Linked DNA regions of Homo sapiens: region 1 is linked to region 2. Evidence: chromatin loops called from intact Hi-C (ENCODE). Cell type or tissue: heart left ventricle. All regions are shown on one strand. Links, peaks and the distances in the headings refer to the core of each region. The heading gives the core; the rest is flanking DNA.

Evidence for each region. A loop is a pair of places that touch in the nucleus more often than their neighbours do. Peaks named below come from ENCODE experiments on the same cell type or tissue, not always from the same donor. Only the 100,000 strongest peaks of a DNase experiment are listed, where the experiment ranks them.
Region 1: it touches region 2 in a loop (4-fold over the local background); 1 of 110 quality-filtered maps calls a loop at or near these places.

The regions. Positions count from the first base shown.
Region 1 is chr14:40,108,847-40,121,499 of GRCh38, reverse strand. No RefSeq gene overlaps it. Among named protein-coding and RNA genes, the nearest start is that of FBXO33, 680 kb to the right of the region's middle. In heart left ventricle, for the core only: no CTCF peak of the experiment used is centred there; no DNase peak of the experiment used is centred there.
Region 2 is chr14:39,734,348-39,747,000 of GRCh38, reverse strand. The region is part of intron 5 of LOC105370461 (a long non-coding RNA gene); the gene reads right to left. Among named protein-coding and RNA genes, the nearest start is that of FBXO33, 310 kb to the right of the region's middle. RefSeq lists an enhancer at 12,219-12,653. In heart left ventricle, for the core only: no CTCF peak of the experiment used is centred there; a DNase peak (open chromatin) is centred at 7,000.

The DNA.
Region 1 (12,653 bases), core at 1,909-9,908, 370 kb before region 2:
ATTTGATGTTTTACAAATAAGTGTTCTATCATTCGCAATTACTTAAAACACTACAAAACTGTAATTTTGAGGACACATTGTAAAATGTTGTGTATTATTTGCTATCATATTTCCAGGACTCTAAATTGGAAAGGTTGTTAGTTTATGAAAGTGTCATTCCTTTTATCACTTCTTAAGAAGGCAAAGGCCAGTCGTGGAGGCTCACGCCTGTAATCCCAGCACTTTGGGAAGCAGAGGCGGGTGGACCACGAGGTCAGGAGTTTAAGACCAGCCTGACCAATATGGTAAAACCCTGTCTCTACTAAAAATACAAAAAAAAAATAGCCGGGCATGGTGGTGCATCACTATAGTCCCAGCTACTTGGGAGGCTGAGGCAGAAGAATCACTTGAACCCAGAGGTGGAGGTTGCCGTGAGCCAAGACTGCACCACTTCACTCCAGCCTGGGTGACAGAGCAAGATTCTGTCTCAAATAAATAAATAAGAAGGCAAAAAATTTTCCAATATAAAACCACTATGTTTTGCTATGTTTTAATTTGATTGATTTCCTTTGTTTTGTTGTGGAATGAGGGAGGGATGTGTACCAAGGAAACAAGGAGATTGCTAGTTGATCTGCTCTTCTCAGGTTATAGAAATTATTTATTTCAACAAAAGAAAAATATTGTTTTTGCCTAGCATTTGACTTCAGGCTTAAAGAGTGCCATTAGTAGAGTATTAACATCTGGATCTCAAGCTTTAGGCTGTCTTCCATTATTTAAATTTTATCCTTAGGCTTTAGGTGTGTAGAAAACTTTTCTCAGATCTGTGATGTGTTATTGTACATTTGCTTAGCAGTGCTTATCTTAGCTCTCAGAATGGGTCTCTGGGGGTTAACCTGAAAGAGCAAAAGTCACTGAATAAAGAGAGATGTGTCCATCTGAGGATTAATGCCAGAAAATAACATATTTTGAAATAGTTTTGCTTTTTAGAAAGGTCTGCTTTCTGATATGAGATACTTATGTTTTCCTTTGAAAATTACAAGAAAAGCTTCAAGTTTGGGGGCTTTTTTTCCCTCCTGATTTTGACCCAGACTTCAGGTATCAATGTGGTTTCATTTTCCTTTAGGTTTTTAACTTTCTATATGGTGAAAGCATTTTTTAAAGTAATTTCTTGTTTTATTTGTCAAAGATATCCTAGGACAAGAGATTACTTGAATATGTTCTCCTTCACTTCAGTGTGGTACAGAGGAAAACAGGATAGTCTTGGAGCCAGGCAGAATTTTTTTTACCAAACCAATAACTACTCTAGCTGCAGAGTCTGGAGCTGATTGTTTTATACTTGCCAAGCCTTGTTTTTCTCAAATTTAAACTCAGCATAATGATAGTTATTATGCAGACTTCTTGTGGCAATCAAATAATATATTGGAAAGCATCTATCAATAAATCTAGCCTGTAGGAAGCTCTGGGGAGATTAAATGCCCCTGGATTTCTCAGTGTGCTTGTGAAAAGCCCTAGCCTCCAGAGACATGGAAAGGTATATGATGTAAGGTAGGGGATGTACGCTTTCACTTCCTCTAGAATCTTTTTACTCTTCATATAACATGAAAGTTAGATCTGTAGCCCTCTCTCTGGTTAATTGCTCTGAACTACCAGTGCCAAATGCTCTGGACTAGATCCCTGGGCTAAGTCCAAGGTGCCAAGAAGATGTGAGTACTATTTTTCCCTATATATTTACATTTCAAAAATTATGAACCCAACGTCTCCCACAGGAGCTCAGCGTGGGTGCACCTAAAGACAACCCTTCTGGAACATTTCGGGGTGACCACATCCCCACAGAAGGAGGCCCTCTAGGTTCAGATTTGCACAAGGGGTAGAGTCAGCTCCTCTCTACTTGGGACATCAACATTCCTGCAGATTAAAAAAGTGTCTGTTGGATCTGAAGAGCCAGAACACTGAGTCAGAACTGTGTCTGGGAGGTGAATTGCTTTCCTGCTGTCCTGGCAGGGGCTCTGAGGTGGGTCTCATATTTCCCTCTGATAAGACTTCAGTGCATTTCTCTGAGCGCTCCTCCAGCCACCTCTGTCAAGGTGGTGACATCTGCCAACAACTTATTATTGCATTTATTTACCTGCTTTAGCCACAACTGGTTTCTACCCAGGAACACGTCCCCTATTGGCATGAAGCCCGAACTATTCAACCCAGTAAATAAAATATTGGGGTAAAATAAATAAATTAAAAATGCAAACCACGAGGGAATGAGATAAGCTTCAAGAGACCTCTGCCATTCCAACCCCATAGGAGATAATCTGCTCACATACCAGCATATTGCCAGTACAGCCAGTATCTGAGAAAGCCATTATTAAAAGTTTCTCTATAACCAAGGAACCTGTACATGTTCTTCACTCCTAAAAGCATCACAAGCCAAATTAGGGTATAATACACTACACATATTAAAGTCACATCCTTGAGGGGGGGAAAAAGAAATATAAAAAAATCAAATAAAAAATGTTCAGGAATAATTAGAACAAATAGCCTATCTAAATTAGAAGAAACCAGAAAAATAATTCTGGTAATACGACAAAACAGAGTTCTATAACAACCCTAAAAATCATACTAACTTTCCAGCAATGGATCCAAACCAAAATGAAATATTTTAAATACGAGATGAAGAATTCAGAAGGTGAATTATTAAGCTCCTCAAGGAGATACCAGGGAAAGACAAAACCAACATAAAGACATTTAAAAAAACAATTCAGGATGTAAATGAAAATTTTTCTAAAGAGATAGATATTTTAAAGAAAAACTTCAGAATGTCTGGAAATAAAAGACACATTTAGGAAATTACAAAATGCAGTGTAAAGTATTAAGAAACTAGACGAAATAGAAGAAGGAATTTCAGAGCTCAAAGACAAGGCATTCAAATTAACCCAATGAGACAAAAATAAAGAATAAAGAATCAAAAGAAATGAGCAAAGGCCTCCAAGAAATATGGGATTATGTAAAATGGCCAAGCCTAAGAATAATTTATGTTCCTAAGCGAAAAAAGAAAGCAAAAAAGTTTGGAAAACTTATTTGAGGGAATAATTGAAGAAAATTTTCCTGGCCTGGCTAGAAATTTAGATGTCCAAATACAAGCAGCTCAAAGAACTCCCAGGATATTCATTGCAAAAAGGACACCACTAAGGCACATAGTCACCAGGCTACCTGAAGCCAACATGAAAAAAAAAATTCAAAGAAAAGTGAGGCAAAAGCATCAGGAAACCTATCTATAAAGGAAAATCTAGCAGACTAACAGCAGACTTCTCAGTGGAAACCTTACAAACCAGAAGGGATTGGGGTCATATCTTTAGTCTCCTTAAACAGAATAATGGTCAGTCAAGAATTTTGTATCCTGCAAAACTAAGTTTCATAAATGAAGGAGAAATAAATTTATTTTCAGACAAACAAATACTGAGAGAATTTGTCACTACAAGACCAGCCCTAAAAGAAATGCTAAAAGGAGTTCTAAATCTTGAAATAACAGTTTAATATGCACCAGAATAGACCTCTTGAAAGACTCTTGGAACTCACAAGACCTATAAAAAATAACACAACAAAGAAAATAAAGTATCTAGGTGTATTAATCCATTATCACACTGCTATAAAGAACTACCTGATACTGGATGATTTATGAAGAAAAGAAGTTTAATTTACTCATAGTTCCACAGGCTCCCCAGGAATCATAGCTGGGAGGCCTCAGGAAATTTACAATCATGGCAGAAAGTGAAGGGGAATCAGGCATGTGTTACCATGGTGAAGCAGGAGAGAAAATGAAGGGGGAAGTGCCACACACTTTTAAACAACCAGATTGCCTAAGAACTCACTATCACAAGAACAGCAAGGGGAAATGCACCGCCATGATCCAATTGCCTCCCACCAGGTCCCTCCCCCAACATTGGGAATTACAATTCAACATGAGATTTGGGTGGAGGCACAGAGCCTAACCATATCACTAGGTAACAATTAACATGATGAATGGAAAAGTACCTCACATTTCAATGTTAACATTGAACATAAATGACCTAAATGCTCCTCTTAAAAGATAAAGATTAGCAGAATGGATAAAAAATTACAAACCAAATATCTACTATCTTCAAGAGATTCATCTAACATGTAAGGATTCATAAAAACTCAAGGTAAACGGGTTGGAAAAGATATTTTATGGAAATGGAAACCAACAATAAGCAGGAGTACTGAGAAGAATTGGTACCAATCCAAAAGACTGAGAAAGAGGAAATTCTCCCTAATGAACTGAAGCCAGTATCACCCTGATACCCAAACCAGGAAAGGACATAACCAAAAGAGAAAACTACAGACCAATATATTTGATGAACATAGATGGAAAAAATAAACCTGATGAACACAGATGGAAAAATCCTCAACAAAATGCTAGGTAAATGAATACATCAGCACATCAGAGAGGTAATATACCATGATCACGTGCATTTCATCTTAGGGATGCAGGGATGGTTTAACATATGCAAGTCAATACATGTGATATACCACATAAACATAATTAAAAACAAAAACCATATGATCATTTCAATAGATGCAAGAAAAAGCATTTGAAAAACATCCAGCATCCCTTTATAATAAAAGCCCTCCACACACTAGGCATAAAAAGGACATATCTCAAAATAATAAAAGCTATATATGATAAACCCACAGGCAACATCATACTGAATGGGGAAAAGTTGAAAGCATTCCCCCTGAGAACTGACTCTAGGCAAGGACACCCGCTTTAAATACTTCTATTCAACACAGTACTGGAAGTCCCAGCCAAAGCATTCAGGCAAGAGAAAGAAATAAACGGCATCCAAATTGTAAAAAAGGAAAGTCAAACTACCACTGTTCGCCAATGATTTAGTTGTATACCTAGAAAACCCCAGACTCCTCCAAAGGACTACTAGATTTGATAAATGAATTCAGTAAAGTCTCAGGTTACAAAATCAGTGTACACACATCAGTAGCACTGCTATATACCAACAATGACCAAGATGAGAATGAAATCAAGAACTCAATCCCTTTTACAATAGCTGCAAAAAAATTAAAATACCTTGGAATATGCTTAACCAAGGAGGTGAAAGATCCATACATGGAAAGCTATTAAACACTGCTGAAATAAATTACAGATGACACAAACAAGAGAAAATACATTCCAGACTCATGGATTGGGAGAATTAATATCATGAAAATGACCTCACCGCCCAAAGCATTCTAACAATTCAATGCAATTCCTATAAAATATTAAGATCATTTTTTACAGAATTAGAAAAAAAATTCTAAAATTCATATGGAACCAAAACAGAGCCTGAATAGCCAAAGCAATCCTAAGCAAAAAGAACAAATCTAGAGGCATGACATTACCTGACTTCAAATTATACTACAAGTCTATAGTTACCAAAACAGCATGGTATTGCTATAAAAGTAGACACTGGACCAGTGGAACAGAATAGAGAACCCAGAAATAAAGCCAAATACTTACAGCCTTACTGCTTTATCTTTGAAATAGATAACAAAGATAACGAAACATAAATTGGCAAAAGGACATCCTACTTAATAAATGGTGCAGAGAAAACTGGATAGCCACATGTGGAAGAATGAAATTGGATCCCTATCTCTCATACAAAAAATCAACTCATGATAGATCAAATACTTAAATCTAAGACTTAAACCATTAAAACTCTAGAAGACAACCAAGGAAAAGCTCTTCTGGATATTAGTTTAGGCAAAGAATTTATGACTAAGTCCCCAAAAGCAAATGCCACAAAACCAAAAATAAATAAATGGGACCTAATTAAACTAAAAAGTTTCTTCATAGCAAAACAAATAATCAGCAGAGTAAACAGACAACCCACAGAGTTGGAGAAAAAGACTAATATCCAGAATCTATAATGAATTCAAATCATCAAGAAAAAAAAAATCCCATCAAAAAGCAGGCAAATGGCATAGATACTTCTCAAAAGAAGATACAGAAATGGTTAACGAACATATAAATAAAATGCTCAACATCACTAATCATCAGGAAATTCAAATTAAGACCACAATGAGCTACCACGTTACCCTTGCAAAAATGGCCATTATTAAAAAGTAAAAAAACAATAGATGTTGTCATACATGTAGTGAAAAGGAAATGCGTATACATTGCTGGTGGGAATGTAAATTTGCACAACCACTGTGGAAAACAGTATAGAGGTTTCTTAAAGAAGCAAAAGTATTCAGTTTGTACAACAGTAATTGTGGGTTTTGCCATTACTTTAATAGTAAAATTACTTTAATTAATTACTGCTGCACTAACCTATCTATCAGCAATCCTGCTCCTGGATATCTACCCAAAGGAAAAATCATTGTATCAAAAAGACTCCAGCATGTATATGTTTACTGCAGCACAATTCACAATTGCAAAGATATGGAACCAACCTAAATGAGTGGATAAAGAAAATGTGGTGTATGTGAAATATATATGTCTATCGTGTGTGTGTGTGTGTGTGTGTGTGTGTGTGTGTGTGTATAATTTTCTCTGTGTCTCACCTTTGATAAACTTTGAAATTTGTATACAGAAAACATTTGACCTGGCTTTCACAGAGTTACCCCTGGACTAAAAATCAAAGTGGGAGAAAAACAGATGAATGTTATATGCTTTTTAAATTGATAATAATGTTTGTGATTTAGAATGCCAGTGTGTGCATTCAGTGAAAAATGACTATTAAAAATCCAGCAGTGGCCATATCAGTGTTTTAGAACATTTGCTTAAATAAAGGAATCTTGGATTCAGTCATCAGGTTAAGAGAAGTCTTGGCTGGGCGCGGTGGCTCACGCCTGTAATCCCAGGACTTTGGGAGGCCAAGGCGGGCAGATCACGAGGTCAGGAGATCGAGACCATCCCGGCTAACACGGTGAAACCCCGTCTCTACTAAAAATACAAAAAATTAGCCAGGCGTAGTGGCGGGCGCCTGTAGTCCCAGCTACTTGGGAGGCTGAGGCAGGAGAATGGTGTGAACCCGGGAGGCGGAGCTTGCAGTGAGCCGAGATCCCGCCACTGCCCTCCAGCCTGGGCGACAGAGCGAGACTCCGTCTCAAAAAAAAAAAAAGAGAGAAGTCTCAAGTGACGTTTCCAGAGTCATATATTTCTGCTTTTGTTAAAACATCCACAATATTAATCCAGTAGTGACCAGAGACTCTGAGTCTCAACATCATTAACACACACAAACACACACACAATAGTTCAATGATATTACCTAGGTGAAGACAATTGGATGCAAAATCAGTTAATCAATATTAATTTATTTGAATGGAAATGCCCAATAAATGAAAGTATGATCATGTATATCTAAGCATAGGTTCCTGATACCTAAATATAGTTTTCAAACTGTCAATATTGTACAAAGATGCTCAATGACTTTGCCTTTATTACATCTTTCTTCTATGCTTTAGGAGGTGGTTCTGGGAAAAGATATTTTATAAGGTTACAAAAGCTTATTGCTTTAAAAACTTCAGTAGTCTTAAGAGATGGCATCTTGATGTAGAGTCATATTCCCAGAAGCTTTAACAATGCAAAATATGGGGTACTGTAGTGACCTTTTAGTTACACCCATAGCTTCCAGGATACTTCCTGGGAAACAGACAAGCAGCATACTCCATCTATTGCTGACCTTGAGCTAGTTACTCATTCACAAAAGTTCTATTTGAATTCAGTGTTGGCATTCATACTTGAATTTAGAGTAGAAACAGGGACACTGCATGCATATAAAAATGATTAATTTCTGAATTCAATTAACTGATAAACTGTTTCATTGTTCTTTTAGGTGTTTTTCCATCTCTGGTTTTAAAATTTAGTTCTTGTTTTATAGTTTTTACTAAACTTTCACAAATTAATCTTCTAAGACAGTTTCTTTCTTGATGGTATCTGTTTTCCTCAGCCTACAGAAAATTTCACTTTATCCATTGAATAATAGGTATTGACTGCATTCTATGTGTATAACATACTAGACACTAGTGAGAACACACAGGTATAAAAACTATTGAGAATTGTATAGTCTCATTGAGAAAGCAAGTCAGTCTCAAAAGGATATAGTGTTGTCTATAAATTCTACAGAGGGTCAGACAAGGGGAGACAGTTGTGGATCTCCATGATCATGGAAGTCTTCACAGCAATGGGAGAAAATATTCCCAGCATGCAGTAATAGAGTTTTTAAAAAATTAAAAGGCAAGAAAAAAAGTTGTCTGTAGGCCCCTGAGGCAATAGTTGTTGCTGGATCACATGGTTAATAAGATAAAGTGGAAAACATATTATTACAAAATACATCAAGACCGGATTACAGAGTCTCATTAAAAAGGGCCAACAGAATATTTTAATAATTTAAGCAACTGCGAGTCTGTTAATCCGATTAAAAATAAATTCTCCAAAAGCCAACACTGAAGGCTTTATCCTGCTAACAATTTTTTTTTTTTTTTTTTGAGATGGAGTCTCACTCTGCAGCCCAGGCTGGAGTGCAGTGGCGCGATCTCAGCTCACTGCAAGCTCCGCCTCCCAGGTTCACGCCATTCTCCTGCCTCAGCCTCCCGAGTAGCTGAGACTACAGGCCCCTGCCACCACGCCCGACTAATTTCTTTTTGTATTTTTAGTAGAGACAGGGTTTCACTGTGTTAGCCAGGATGGTCTTGATCTCCTGACCTCGTGATCCACCCGCCTCGGCCTCCCAAAGTGCTGGGATTACAGGCATGAGCCACGGCACCTGGCCTATCCTGCTCACTATTTGAGAGCTGACTACCCTCTACTCCCACTCGTCATTATTAATTACTCAGATGACCGTGAAAACAAAATTAGTTGTTCTCCCCCTACCCCTGCTGGCTGCCCTGGTACTGGACTTGGATTCTTCAGTGTATTATGCTAAAGAAGATCTGGCTCCAAATATCAGCCCTATCATATCACATAGCCCTGGCTGTGTGAGCTTGGATGTGACATTTGAATAATTCATGAACGTCAGTTTCATTGCCTATAAAATGGGGATAACTGTTATCTATCTGAAAGAGTGGTTTTGAGGATTATATAAATAATGGCAAGCACCTGAAACATGAAGGAAAACTAAATTCTTATTTCTAGAATAACTGCTTTCCTTTAAAATGAGTGACTCTTTGCATAATTAGCACAGATCCACAGCTCTCTTCCACACCTTGCAAGGAAAAGGAGGAGATTCCTAGCCCAAGAACTATTGTTCTCGCTATTCCCTAAGAGCTTCACTTTCTGCTGCTGGCAAAGAAACATGCAGAGAGGGAGTGATTCTGGTGTCTGCAATGCCCAAGGATGCTGGTTGACCCTGGCAGGGAGAAGCAACTCCTCTGCCACAGGGTCTCAACAGGTGCCACAGCAGCCACACAGACCAGAGTTAAGTCCTGTTGCTTCACATGGCCCTGAAAGAAGGTCTTAGAGAGAAGTTATGCGCCAATTTTTTTTCAAAACATATTGAAAAAGATAAAATTTGAAACATAGAAGTCTTTCTTCAATTAAACTACTGAATTGTCATTAAAGTGTACTATCCATCTTTGTATTTAGGCTACAAGCTACAAAATTTCTTGTTCCTAGAAAATTGTTTGGAGCTTTTATCACTCCTCTCTTGCTGTTTGAAACAGGATTAATTAATAAGTTAATCTCCTTAAATTTAAAAGTATTTGAAAATACATGATAACACTTGAGTGTCTTCTTTCATTCAATATTTTTGAGTACCTGTAATATACTAGGTATCACGCTATATACTTCAAATTTTCCAATCCCCTCTGGAATGGGCATTACTAACCTCACCTCTTCCAGTTTAAAGATGAAATTGAAGCAAAAAAAGGTAACCTATCCATAATCACAATGTAGTAAAATAAAGAAATTAAGCCTTGGACCCAGAACTTATGACAATTAAATCTTGCCTTCTTTGAATTGCACAAATCTGTTTCCCCAGCAGAAGTTCAATAAGTATATGTTAAATAGGAAAGCAATATTTTAAGAATGATAAACTGGAGGCTCCATAGCTTCAAAGTGAAAATACACATAGAAACAGCCCTGAGGAAATAAAGGCCTGGACAGTTTTTGTGAGTGGAGAGAAGATAAACCGATGCATCCAGTTATTGAATCATTCATTTATTCAAAAAGCATAAACATCTCCTTATGTATTCGTTTCCAACTGCTTCCTGGAGAGTTCATGACTCTGGAATCTAATCCACTTTTGTGATCTTGCTTTTCACTCTTTGGTCCTGGTGTGCATTTCTGTTCTCTGTCATACTTTACTCTTATCTGTCTAAGGATTACACTTGGATATGCCATTCTGACACTCTTGGCCTATTATGAGAACTTGCAGATTAGACAGTTTACTCAATCTACTGAAGGTCCAGGAGTTGGACAAGTCCTCTTGCTATTTAGAGTTGCCATTCTCCTTTTACCCTCAGGACAGTCTTTAAAATGTGCCTATTACTTTGTTTACCTACTTCCTATTTATTTATGACTTACCTTCTTGAAACTGTTAGTTTCAACACTACAAATGTTCTTATGAGCACTGTCAAATACCACAATTATATGTAAGTTTTCAAATTCAGGGCATTTTCTCAAGGAGATTTTTGAAAGTATTGGTTGCCTCCTTACCTACTTCCTTTTTCCTATCTTTCAATTATAAATATTCTTGAGAGTCAGTCTCTTTGGTTCTATAAATTTTTCCTCTTTACTTTTTAATCCCTCTGATAACTCATTTATAGTTATGGCTTTATTTTTAACAGCTTTATAAGTTACAAACCATACAGTTTGCCCTCTTAAAGTATATAATTCAATGGCTTTTAGTATATTCACAGAATTGTGTATCCATTCCATAATCATTTTTTAAAAACTTTCATTACTCCCAAAAGAAATCCTGTACTCCTTAGCTATCACTCTACACTCACTCCCAACCCTAAGCAACCCCAAATCTACTTTCTATTTCTATAGATTTTCCTATTCTGGACATTTATTTTCATTGAGATTGCACAGTATATGGCCCGTTTTGACTGCCTTTACAGTCATAACTTTAAACTAGCTTCACCATGCAAATTTCTCAATCTCAATTTATTTCTAGACACAACTCCTCTTCTAAATTCCAGTACTGAATTGCCAAACACATATTCTACATAAATCCACACTTCAATTTATCATACTTAAAACAGAATTGTTGACTTTCTTTTCAACCAGCTTGTTTGCCTTCGTTCTTTATTTCTGTCAATGTACTTGATTTACAGATACAGACACTGTCATTCTCTTCTAAACCTTGTACATACCTTAATTTTATCTGTTCAATGCCTTGCATGTAGGTATTTGCTATATGCCTTTAGAATGAATGTATGATTCAATGACTGAATGCATCAGTTTATCTTCTCTTCACTCACAAAAACTGTCCAGGCTGTCATTTCCTCAGGCCTGTTTCTAAGTGTATTTTTGCTGTAAAGCTATGGAACCTCCAATTTATTATTCTTACAATACCACTTTCCTATTTATCATATACTTATTGAACTCCTGCTGGGGAAACAGACTTGTTCAATTCAAAGAATACAAGAGTTAATTGTCATAGGGTCAAACAATAAATGATTAATTGAACATTAATGACTCAAAGATAAGGAACAAAAGTTATAATGTCTTTCCTGAGGAAGCTTATAATTGAGCAAAGTAGATATGTAATAAGCATGGTACAAATGCAAAGTTCTTACTGAGGGAAGTGCTAAAAGACTAGAATTACGAGGATACTGAATGATTTCATGGGGGTGATTAATTTTATCATGGAGATCAAAAAGGCTACATTGAGAAAGCAATGCTTGAGCTGAAATTTGAGAATAACTAAACTAAATAAACAGATACTTATGGAAAGTATGTTGGATACAAAGGACTGAAGCATGCTGTGTGATTGGAACAAAAAAATTAGGAGTTGTTAGAGATCATTTTTGGGGAGGTCTTACAAGTCATATCAAAAAGATTGCTTTTGTCCAAAGAAAAATATGAAATCATTAAAGAATTTTAAGTGTGGAAAGCAGGGCAACATGGTCACATTAGCACTTGCAATATGGAGAACTAATTGTAGAAAGGCTAAAGCGAATGACAGACTATTCAACATACTATGGCATTATTCAGGCAAAAGATCTTAATAACTTGTATAAGAATAGTAGTGATTTTGGGCTGGGCGCGGTGGCTCACGCCTGTAATCCCAGCACTTTGGGAGGCCGAGATGGGAGGATCATGAGGTCAGGAGTTTGAGACCATCCTGGCTAACACGGTGAAACCTCGTCTCTACTAAAAATACAAAAAAAAAATAGCCGGGCATGGTGGCAGGTGCCTGTAGTCCCAGCTACTTGGGAGGCTGAGGCAGGAGAATGGCGTGAACCTGGGAGGCGGAGCTTGCAGTGAGCCAAGATCGTGCCACTGCACTCCAGCCTGGGGGACACAGGGAGACTCCGTCTCAAAAAAAAAAAAAAAAAAAAAAAAATTGTAGTGATTTTGGTAGAGATGTAGAATAAGAAACAAGTTAAATATTTAATTGGAAATTTTTAGCAGAATTTGTGAAAACACTGGATGAGGAGTGGCAAGGGAAACAGAGGAGGATATTAGTATTGCTCTCGTGCTTTTGGCTTACACACTGGAT
Region 2 (12,653 bases), core at 2,027-10,026:
AACAGTGAATATTATATTTATACTTGATCTGTGTCTACCCTTCAATCTACATTCCACACCACTAGCTTCAACCCCTCCTCTCCACTCTCCCCAACCGTAAGCAAACCTCTACACTCCAGGACTCTGAAGTCATAGTTTCCTCTTTTGTATCTCCATCTCTTTGCATATGCATATCCCCCTTGTGTTATAATGTTATCATTATACTTCGATAAACTAATAATACATAAGTCATCACAATGTATTATAATTATGCATTACTATGTGTCTATTAGACCAAAATTCTTGAAGAACCATAACTTAGATATCTTTATGTAACTGGCAACACTGTGTCTATCCTATTGTAGACACCTGATAGATACTTGTTGAATGCCTTCAAGATAGAGTTGTTCTAAACACTTTGTTACTTGTTAAGTTCAGTGGAATTCTAAATTTGAGTCTAGGCTGTGCCCACTGTGGGAATTCAGACTTTAGCTGGCAAGACAGGTTGAGAGAAGCCTATTTGCAAGAAAGAGGTCAGGTGTCTCCTGTGAAACAACTCAAGTTATGCCACTGCTAAGTCTGATATATATCTGGAAATGTCTCATAAACTTGAGGATAGACTGACAAGTATCTATTTGAAAGGGAAGTCTTTAGACACATCCTAGAATCAGATGGACACTAAGCAAAAACTTAAGCAAGTTCACTAAAAACACTGTAAATCACAGAAGCACAGCCATACTTTTCAGGACCCTGTAAGAGAGCTAAGACAAATGGGAGACACTATGCCTCCCCAACTTCTCCTCTGATCTAAGGGTCACCATCGGCCTTCTCAAGGCAGAGGAACCATTGTACCACCAAGCAGCACTCCAGTCTGCGCTACAGGACACTGTTGCCTGCCAACCCCATGACACCTACCACAGTTCCTACCAAGCAGTAGTAACACCTGGCAGAGGCATGAACCTGACAGAATAGTGGGGACTCTGGCTGAAAAGGCAGAGTTTCAGCAGGGCCCTGGATATGTCAACTTATTGCACCATTTATAAGAAATGTCCTAGGAATTCCTACATGTGCCTGAAGGAAAGGTACTTATCATCCAAACAGAGACAGAACTGAGAGTGTAGGGGGTTGTTATAAATAAGCAAATTTAAATAATTTTAAACTTTTTTATGGACAAATAAGTTGATTTTGTCATAGAGTTGTTCTTATAAAACAGATCAATTAAAAAATATTTCCAAAAGGAAAAGTTTTCTTAAAAAATATACATTCCTCAAGGTATATTGAACTAAAGAAAAAGTACTACTTTATTTTTATTATCTGAACATGAAAAAATAATGTAAGCAGATCAGCCTTTGAATATAGTCACAATCTTCTAATCAGCTTTTCAACTATATCTGTTTGTAATACCATGTCAATGGTATTTTACAGAACAATGTATATATTTAAAAAGAGCCTTATATATAAAATTATTTGCAATCATCTCAAAATTGCATTTTGTGATTAGTAAATTTGAAACTGTTGAGGCCTAAAATTTTTTCTGTATATTTTATTTTTATTTATTGATATATAATAGATGTACAGAAACCTAAAATTAACTCTTTTCTATAGACAATATTTTAACTGAGCAGAAATATACTCTCAATAGACACTGAGGCACCTAGAAAACCCACAGAAAAAAAATATTCCAGATATGGAATATTCTCAATTCCAATTTTGTTGTTTCAGTGTTTAAATATTTTACCCCAACTATTGCTACTGTCTTTTTGTCTCCATTGAGAATTTTCTTTTGTCTCCATTGAGAATTTTCTTCTAAAATGTTTGTTGAGAAAAGCTTTTCTCTATTTATGAGTCTTATGAAATTTCATTAGTTATGCATGCTGCAAAATCATAGGCTTTCTCCCTTTTATCTCATTCCCATAATTTTCTTCCCATAAATATTATTTTCCCATAAAATATTTTTCCCATAAAATATTATTCCCATAAATATCCCATTTAAATAGTTTAGGCCAAGTATTGCTACTGTCGTTTTGTCTCCATTGATAATTTTCTTTTGTCGCCATTGAGAATTTTCTTCTAAAATATTTGTTAAGAAAAGCTTTTCTCTATTTAAAAGTCTTACTAAATCTCATTAGTTGTGCATGCTGCAAAATCATAGGCTTTCTCCCTTTTATCTCATTCCCATAAAGAATATAAATTGATCTAATTAAACATTATAGCTCCATCAAAATGTTCTTCCCAGAAGTCAAGACACAATTATAAAATTTCAGAATTAAATTATGTACCTTATTTAAGCACTTGTTTAGTTTGGATTAGTTTTTTCCTTGCTTATGTAGGATAAATTTAATCTTCCTGTTGGGAAAAAAAAAAACTCTACAGGCCAGGAGATAACTGGTTAATATATCAAGTGCCAAATATTTTTCTGACCACCATCTCAAAGGCAAAATAGCCATCCTGTCCACAAAACATGATGTTATCACTCTTCACACTGTCCTTGAAAGAGAGGTATTACATTGAGTCTGGAAAGGGCTGTGAAGAGAGAATTATCATTAGTCATGCTTTCAGATATAAATGTGTATTAAAGTGAGAACTCTGTTATTGCATGTGACTCTCACACATTACCAGAAAAGAACAAGGCAGAAAGTGGGCATACCAAGAGGGTGTCTAGCAAATCCACACAGGTGTATTCTAATGCAAAGATAAATAATAATAAATTGTTAAAAAAAAAAACACAGAAATCTGGGACAAATGCAAAACAAGACAAGACACTGATATAACAAGCATAAATTTTGGCTACATTTTTCATCAGTCATGATAGTCATCCTACTCAGAGAAGAATTTTCAGAAAGCTTGATGCCCTAAATTAGCAAGTGAGAGTGGTAAAAATAGAGCCAGAAATTTTTGAAATATTGTTTTCTAATCTTATCTGTGACTGGCAAGGTTAGGGACAGCTTGAATTGAAGTATATTAATGAAATATTTTCTAGTTATGCCTGAAAAATAAGCACTAAATTAAGTTAAAGTGCATTCTTAAAAAATTCTCCCTAAAGATAATAGCTCTCCAAAGAAGCAAATTTTCTAATCCAACATTTGCAGAATAGTTATATAATGCTTGGGGTGCTGTTGTAAATTTCCTAATACTGTGGTAATCAGGATCTGCACAAATCCTCCTCTCTCTGAGTATGGATATAAACTGAATCATTTTCCACCCACCCAGAAGAAAAAATATAAATCTAGTACAGAGAGATGCAACTATTGCCCCAGAATCAGCAAACAGCTTTTGGGGCTGGTGCTCTTGTCCTAACCCTCTTGCTTCTCTTGGCTTTAGTAATTCTATTGAACTTGGAGTATGCAAACAAGGACCTTGATGCATAGAGTTCCCATGAACTCCCACCCACCTGCCAATAGGCAGTTATTTCCCTAAAAATAGTCATGTTCTTCCCAACATATTCAACAACTTACTCATCTTGAAAGGTTTCCTTGCAAGATGAGAGGGTCTGTAGCTGCTCTTCCTTCATCAGACTCCCCTTCAGCCTCTTCTGGAGACTCTGGACCACAGGCAGCCATATGCTCAATGGGCATCTGTATTATCTCCACAACTAGGCTATAAACTCTTATAGATAGTTCCAATGTCTTCTACTTTGTCCTCTCTTCTGTCACCCAATCCTTTCCCCTTAAGCAAAGCGAGTACTCAATAAATTCTCTTGAGTGCAGTTAATCATTTGAAGAATCTTGCTAAGGAATTGAAGCTTAATCTCACTTTAAAAGAAGAAATGAAAATAATTTGGTGGTATATTTTTTATCTGAAGTTAAAGGGATATAATACCATAAAATAACAATAAAGTCAAACTACAGGAAAGAAGAAAGGAAGAAAAGACCGCAAAACAACCAGAAAACAAATAACAAAATGGCAATAGTAAGTCCTTACTTATAAATAATCATGTTGAATGTAAATGGACTAACCTCTCCAATCAAAAGATGTAGAGTGGCTGAATGGATTACAAAACAAGACCCAACAATATGTTGCCTATAAGAAACACACATCACCTATAAAGACACACATATACTGAAAATAAAGGGATGGAAAAAAATATTCCATGCCAAAGGAAACCAAAAAAGAGAGGAGTAACTATACTTATATAAGACAAAACAGATTTCAAGACAAAAACTATAAAAAAAGACAAAGAAGGTTATAACACAATGATAAAGGGGTCAATTCAGCAAGAGGATATAACAAGGAATTAATAACTATAATATATAATGAGTTCAAAAAACTTAATAGGGAAAAATCTAATAACACAATTTTTAAATGGGCAAAAGATATGATAGATATTTCTCAAAAGAAGACATATGAAAAGCAAACAAGTATATGAAAAGATGCTCAAAATAATTGATCATCAGAGATATGCAAATCAAAACCATGATGAGATATCATCTTACCCCAGTTAAAATGGCTTTTATCCAAAAGACAGGTAATAACAAGTGCTGGTGAGAATATGGAGTAAAGGGAAACCTCATACATTGTTGGTGGGAATATAAATTAGTAAGCCACTATGGAGAGAAGTATGAAGGTTCTTTTAAAAACTAAAACTAAAGCTATCATATGATCCAGCGATCCCAGTGCTGGGTATATACCCATAAGAAAGGAAATCAGTATACCAACTAGTTATCTATACTCCCATGCTTATTGCAGCACTTCACAATAGCCAAGATTTGGAAGCAACCTAAGTGTCCATCAACAGATGAGTGGATAAAGAAAATGTGGTACATTGTATTAGTCCATTCTAATGCTGCTGATAAAGATATACTTGAGACTGGGTAATTTATAAAGAAAAAGATTTAATGGACTCATAGTTCCACGTGGCTGGGGAGGCCTCACAATCATGGCAGAAGATGAAAGGCATGTCTTACATGATGGCAGGAAAGACAGAAGGAAAGCCAAGTGAAAGGGGAAACTCCTTATAAAAACTATCAGATCTTGTGAGACTTATTCACTACCATGAGAACAGTAAGGTGAAAACTGCCTCCCATGATTCAATTATCTCCCAGTGGGTCCCTCCTACAACATATAGGAATTATGGGAGCTACAATTCAAGATGAGATTTGGGTGGGGACACAACCAAACCATATCATGCATATACACAATGGAGTACTATTGAACCATAAAAAGAATGGGATCCTGTTATTTGCAACATGGATGCAAGTGGAGGTCATGGTGTTAAGTGAAGTGAGGTACAGAAAGACAACTTTCACATGTTTTCACTCACTTGTGGGGACTAATTAAAACAATTGAACTTATGGAGATAGAAAGTGGAATGATGTTTACCAGAGGCTGGGAAGGCCAGCAGGGGAGGAGGTGAAAGTGGGGATGGTTAATGGGTGCAAAATACAGTTACACAGAATGAATGGAATCTAGTGTTTCATAGTACAATGGATGACTATAGTCAAAAATAATTGTATATTTTAAAATAACTAAAAGAGTATAATTGGAATGTTTGTAACACAAAGAAATGATAAATGCTTGAGGTGATGGATACCTCATTTATCCTGAAATGATTATTATGCATTGTATGCCTGCATCAAAATATCTCATGTACCCCATAAATATTTACTACTATGTACCCATGAAAATTAAAGATAAAAATTAAAAAAAAAAATAAAATAAAATAACATGAAGAATAATAAAGTCTTTTCTAATCCAAAATAAATCAAATTAAAATAGCTCTGTGCATTTCTAAATAAAAAGAAAAAGATCTGCTTTTGGCAGAAGATCTAGATTAAGGAGTTCCAGTGGGAAAAACTACAATCTCTTCAAAGATGTTTTCTTTCATGTTACTGGAACTTATCTATTTTATTTTCAAATTATACTTCATTTAATTATTTGTTTTAATTTGTACTTTTTGTTGTTACATAGTAGGTATATGTATTTATAGGGTAAATAAGATATTTTGATACAGGCATAGATGCATAATAATCACATCAGTGTAAATGGGGTATCCATCACAACTTCTATGTTCACTCACATTCCTGGGGCTCTACCATCATCAGGTGGTAAGGTCAGCCAGGCTAGTGTCCTTCCCTTTCGAACAGCAAGTTCCCCAGTCCTGGGTGGATCCAGAGACACCATCTGGGAGCCAGGGCCTGGAGTCAGAAACCTTAAGAAACTACCTGGTGCTCTATTTTACTGCAGCTGTGCTAGCACCTAAGCCATAAGACAAAGTCCTTCCCACTCTTCCCTCCTCTTTCCACAAGAGGTGAATCCCCATGGCCCCTACCACTTCAGGCCCTCAGCAAGTACTTGCCTAACTACTGCCAATGTTCATTCAAGCCACAAGGGCTCTTCAGTCAGCTACAGGTAAATGCTTCCAGGCCTGGGACTCTCCCTGCAAGGTAATGGGCTCCCCTCTGGATCAGGGCAGGTCCAGTAATGCTTCTCAAGAGCCAAGGCCTGAAATCAGAGATCCCAAAATCCCCATTGGTGCTCTACCCCACTGTAGCCAAGCTGGTACCTGGTACCTAGGCTGCAAGACAAAATCCCCTTTATTCTTCCTTATCCTTTTCTCAAAAAGAAGTCCCTCCCTCTAGGCACCACAGCTGGGAACATGCAGTGTCACACCGGAAACCAACACATATCTGAGTCTCACCCAGGGCCAAGGCAAGTATTGCCTGGATACCATCACTGATTATTCAGGGCCCAAGGGCTCTTTAGTAAGCAGTTGATGAATCCTGCTAGGACTGGGTCCTTCCCTTCAAGGCAGTGGGTTTCCTTCTGTCCCAGGGTGTGTCTAGAATGTCATTTGGGAGCTAGGGCCTAGAATGGGGGCCTCAGGACTCTGCCTGTTACCCTATCCTACTGTAGCTGAGCTGGTACCCCAGCTGCAAGACAAAGTCCTCTTTATTCTGTCCTTTCCCCTCCTCAAACAGAGAGAAGGAGTATCTCCTGGAGCTGAGAGCTGTGCTGCCTGAAGTTGGAGGAAGGGTGGTGCAAGCACTCACTTGGCCACTCCAGCTGGCATCTCACTAGGTCCTGTGCCCTCCAAGTCCACTGGCTGCAAGCCCAGCACAGCCCCAGGACTTGCCCAGGAATTGCAGTACTTGTGGCCTAGACTGTTTTTCAAGTTTATTTAGAACTCCAGAGCACTTTAGCCCGCAGTGGCAAGGCTTGACAGAACTCAGGTTCTTACAGTTGGGATAGGCGAGTCCCCTGTATCTAGGGCTGGTCTAAATCTCCTTCCATGGGCACCAGCTGAGCTCTGTCTAGGGTTGGTTCCACTATGACAGGGCAGCACTGAGTTCCAATGCAAAGTCCCATCATCACTTTGCTCTTTCTCCCCAAAGCACACAGATTCTTTCTGTGCACTACGTGGCCATTACCAGAGGATGGGGAAAGGATGGCATCAGCAATTCAAGACTGTCTTTCCTATCCCCTTCAGTGCCTCCTTCTATAATATGAAGTTAAAACCAGGTGGCCGGGCACAGTGGCTCACGCCTGTAATCCCAGCACTTTGAGAGGCCGAGGCAGGAAGATCATGAGGTCAGGATATCGAGACCATCCTGGCTAACACAGCGAAACCCCATCTCCATTAAAAATACAAAAAAATTAGCCAGGCATGTTGGCGGGCGCCTGTAGTCCCAGCTACTCGGGAGGCTGAGGCAGGAGAATGGCATGAACCCGGGAGGCGGAGCCTGCAGTGAGCCGAGATCGCGCTACTGCACTTCAGCCTAGGCAACAGGAGACTCCGTCTCAAAAAAAAAAAAAAAAGAAAAGAAAAGAGAAAAACAGGTACTGTAATCATTCACCTGATTTTTGTTCTGATGAAGGTGCTTTTTGGTGCAGATAGTTGTTTAATTGGTGTTCTTTCAGGGAGAATGATCTGTGGAGGCTTTTATTCAGCCATCTGTTCTACCTTTGGATCAGGTAATCATACCTCATTTAATTTAAAAGTAACATTCCACTTTAAAAAGATTTTCATATCATAAATTATATTTCAAAACTATATTCTTAATTTAATTCTGCTATATCCTTATAGAAAATTAATATAAATATAATTAGGATGTAAATGAGAGAACTCAGACCCACACATCAAAAGATGACTGCCTTGATCGACTACTGAAATGCTAAAACATAGTCAAATGCAATTGTGTAGGAGATATTCCTTACTCTGGTAGAAATATAATAGTATTCCAGACACCTGATCTGAATTCTGGTATTGATTTGAGATACTAAGTCAATTTACCCAGAAAGAGTAAACATCTTCTGAGGCCAGAAAATACAATATACTTATCACAACTTATTTGTATTGATTACTTGTAAGCCTGCTCTCAAGTTCTAAACTTCTCATGCCTGCTTATTGTCAAATACAACTGCTAAGAAAGTTTGAACTATGAGCATTTCTTGCTAGGAAAGCTCTCCTCTGGTTAATAAACAATCACTATAATCACAGCTTCAGATAGTGCTCATATCTTAGAGATCCTTAGAAGTTAATTTTCTCAATTTGTTCACTCATTCATTTAAATATATTTAGTTTAAGTAAACAAACATGACTTAATCTTAGATTTTGCACTTGGGCTATTTATAAACTAGTTTGATGAAAAGTAGATCTAAGTAGATATTAACATAAAGTGTAAAGTGGTAATTATAAATTTAACACTTTCAGCAACGATAACCAACTTTTGATTAGATTATGCTGTATTTAACTAATTCTTCTCAAAGCATCAAATTACTCTTCAAATTTTTATTGTTATTACTATAGTCTAATTTAAGAAATTAGTCTCAGTAGCATCAAAATCATACTAGTTTAGCAAATGATTTCTATAATGCCCTATTATTATGGTTGCAATTCAGTGAGTTCAATGTAAGTAGTGCTTTGCCAGAACTGGAACCACTGTGCTTTTTAATAATTTCGGAAACTCAGGTAAGCTATCATTATAATTTTTGTTTTGTTTTGTTGCTTTGATCTTTCAACAAAAAACAATCATTCAAAGTTTAGAAATTAAGATTGAGATACATCATAAACATTGATAATAAAAGTTCAAATGAGTAATAGTGTCAAAAACCAAGCTATATTTAAACATTTATTTTATTTATTATTTAATTATTTAAAGTAAATAAATAATACACAATTGCATTTCTTTACTAAGAAAAATGAAACCATACAGATGGAACTATGTTTCCTCTTACCACCACTAAAACCTAGTACTCATCCCATACCTATGAGATTTAACAAAAGTTATAGTACAGGTCACTGCAGCACCTTCACTAATCATTACGACATTTCTGTAATAGTGAAAAAATGAAAACATTGCTTCTAAACTTAAGAACTGAAAATCAAAATACATAATACTCATCCTGGGCATGCTCTATAGCAAAGGCATTGATTGAGAAAGGTTTATGCTAATATGATGGAAAACACCCATAATTTCCATTGTAAAATTTTAAACATCAGTTGGACGGTAGGTACTATAATAGGCTGAATAATGGTTCTAAATATAAATATTCCTAATCCCTGAAGCCTCTAAATATTACCTTGTTTGAAAAAAAGCTTTTGGCATATGTGCTTACTTAAGTGTCAAGAGATGGAGAGATTATCCTGGATCGTCTGGGAGGTATTAAATAAAGTCATAAGTATCATTATATGAGAGAGGAGAGGGAGATTTTGACACAGACACGCAGAAGAGAAAGCAATGTGAAGACAGAGAGATTTGAAGGTGCTATTCTTGCAGACTGAAGTGATGTGGCCATAACCCAAGGAATATTAGCAGCCACCAAAAGCCAGAAGAGACAAGGAATGGATTCTTCTATAGAGCCTTCAGAGAACAATGTGCTGCTGACACCTTGGTTTCAGCCCAGTGATACCCATTTTGAACTTCTGGCCCCCAAAACTGGGAGGAAATAATTATTTCTTGTTTTAAGCTACCAAGTTTGTGGTAATTTGTTATAGTGGCCATAGGAAACTGATACAGGTACATATGATACCATTTATATTAAAATATACACAAAGACCAATACCGTATATTTATATTTCCTACAGAGCTACTGCAATTTAAACTTTCAGTGAGCTTAAACTTCAGCAAGTTAGGAAGTTGTAAGGTTACTTTCTATTTTGAAAGTTTAAAGTATTTTATGTAAAATGTCTAAAATTGTGGCCATAATTGCTTCTGATAATTTTTTTCTTTAAGAAATAAAATGCTATAGAGAGAACTGAAGCTCTCAACATAACCCAATTCAATCTCATTCTCTTTTCTTCCCCCTACACTAACGCTGCTATCTTAAAATAAAAGTTGGTATAATTCCTATGCATAATTTTATTCATGAAGATATAGCATTGTGTAAATGTATTACATTACCTATTTTATTCTGGAACTTGTATTTTTTCCTTGACATTGGTATTTTATTGTATAAATACTCCATAATATACTTTCATTCATTCTCCTTTTGATGAATGTTTCTCCTTTCCCCAACCTTTTGCTACTAGTAATGTTACAATGAATTTTGTTGCACATATCTCCTGGTGCACAGGTGCAATAATTTCCCTAGAGTATATATTTAGAAATAGAATGTCTGGGTCCTTGATTGTATGCATCTTTAACCTTACCAGATATTACCAAATTGTTCTTCAAAGAAACCAAGATGGCCTTAACATTCTCTTTAGTTTGACTCAACTTTAGATAGGTTTCTTCCTGACTGTAGGCCCCTGACTTCCCTTTTCTTAGAGCATTTACTTCAGAAAATTTGTAATTGCAAATTATTTCTCTGCCCCTTAGAGAAGTAAATCTTCTTAAAATCCTCTTGTTTTATAACCCCAGAATGCCAGTTTTGCATCTCAGGAAAGTCTTCCTCAAGGACCTAGCAACATCCCCTTTGAAAAGTAATTATCAAGAATGGCAACACCCCAATATTCTGGTTTCTGTGGGAGGGTAAGAGCCTAACTTCAATAAGCAACAATTAGCAAACAGAGATGGCCTAATCACATTGACCAACCTCTCCTCTAAAGCCTTCCAGAACTTTTTCCATGAGCTCAGCTCAAAGCTTAAAATCCCTCTCACTTTTTGTTAAAGTGGAATTGACTTCAATCTCTCTTCCCTATCATAACAGTTTTGAATAAAGTCTTTGTTCAATTTATCCACTAAAATTTTTCATAGGCTAAAATACTGCAATAGTTATTACTATCAATTTATAAAATTCATTAGCAGTATTCAAGAGTTCCTATTTCTTGACATGATTATCAATACATCATAAGCTCAATCTTTTTAATTTTTGCCAATTTTATATGTGCGCAATAGTATCTCATTTGAATATCACTGATTATCAATGAGTTTATTATCTTTTCAAATGTTCATTAGAGGTTCAATTTTTCTCCTCTATGAAATCCCTATTTATATGCTATGCCCATTTTACATGTTGTTTCTTTCCTTTATTGATTTGTAGTTCTTTATTTTTCCTGAATACTAATCCTTAAAGGTTACTAGTCTCAAATATGATCAGATCTAGCCTGATTTGATTACTAGATCTGTCCTAGTCTCAATATAATCCCTCAGCAGAAATTCCAAAATGCCAATATAAGACCTTGTTATGTAGACTATAGGTGCCAGGATTTAGGTAGCAGCAACATAAAATCACTAGTTCAAGTTCTTAGGGAAAATAACTGCCAGTCTATAAATATATACCCTGCTAAAAATTATCCTTCAAAAGTGAAGTCATAATAAAGATGTGAGTTATGGTGGTTATTTTCCTATTTTTGGTACTTATCTATTTTAATAAACCAGCAATTATTATGCTACAAATTCTTTACAACTCAGATTCCATTGGCATTTTGCAGTTTATATGACATAAACTGCATGAGTCATGTTATAGAGGAAAATATATTTAAGGAAAAAAGCAAAAAACGGCAGATAGGACGCAGGACTAACTTGCAGCTTCCACTCAGATGGACAGAACAGCATATGGAGATTCACATAATAAACATTTGCTCCAAGAACCACCACAGGAACATACCAGGAAAACTGAAAGATTCACAGACCCTTTGAAAGAAGTAGCTTGCCACTGCAAACTCTGTGAGACAGCCAAAAAACTGTGAGTGCCCAAAGTGTGAAAGTATGAAAGTCCACCTCCCAACACACATCCTCACTGGGGAACCTGAAAATCTAGATCACAGAAGAAGGATTTAACCTTACCTAGAGCTGAAACAAAGTTAGAGAGTTGAGTGAAATATAAAAGTACAAGAAGCAGCAGGAAGAGCCCTACAGGCACTCCCAGTCCCCAGAAAAACCCAGCGAAGCCATTTCTGACTTTTTCTCACAGGGGTCCTTGGGGAGGGCAGCCAGGGTAACTAGGGAATGACCACAGGGAGAAGGAGACTTCCAGCTGAACTTTGTAATAATTTTGACCAAGCACAAATTTTCCCAGGCAGAATCCAGGGGGGCAGTGAATGGGAAGTGCAGAGTCAAGCACAGAAGCCATGGCAGGCAGGGAGGGGCATGGCCTGAAAGCCCTGCTTGCTTTCTCAGCAGGGAGGCTGGTAGCCTGGGGCAAGATCACAGCCCTGCATATCAGAAGCCTGGATATAAATTCAGCTCTGTTGGCTATTGGGGAAGCATGGCAGAAGTGAGACTAGCCTTACTGGCTGCATGGAAGCTAAGTGAGGCCTCTCAGTGCCAGCTTTCACCTACTTCCCTGGAAAC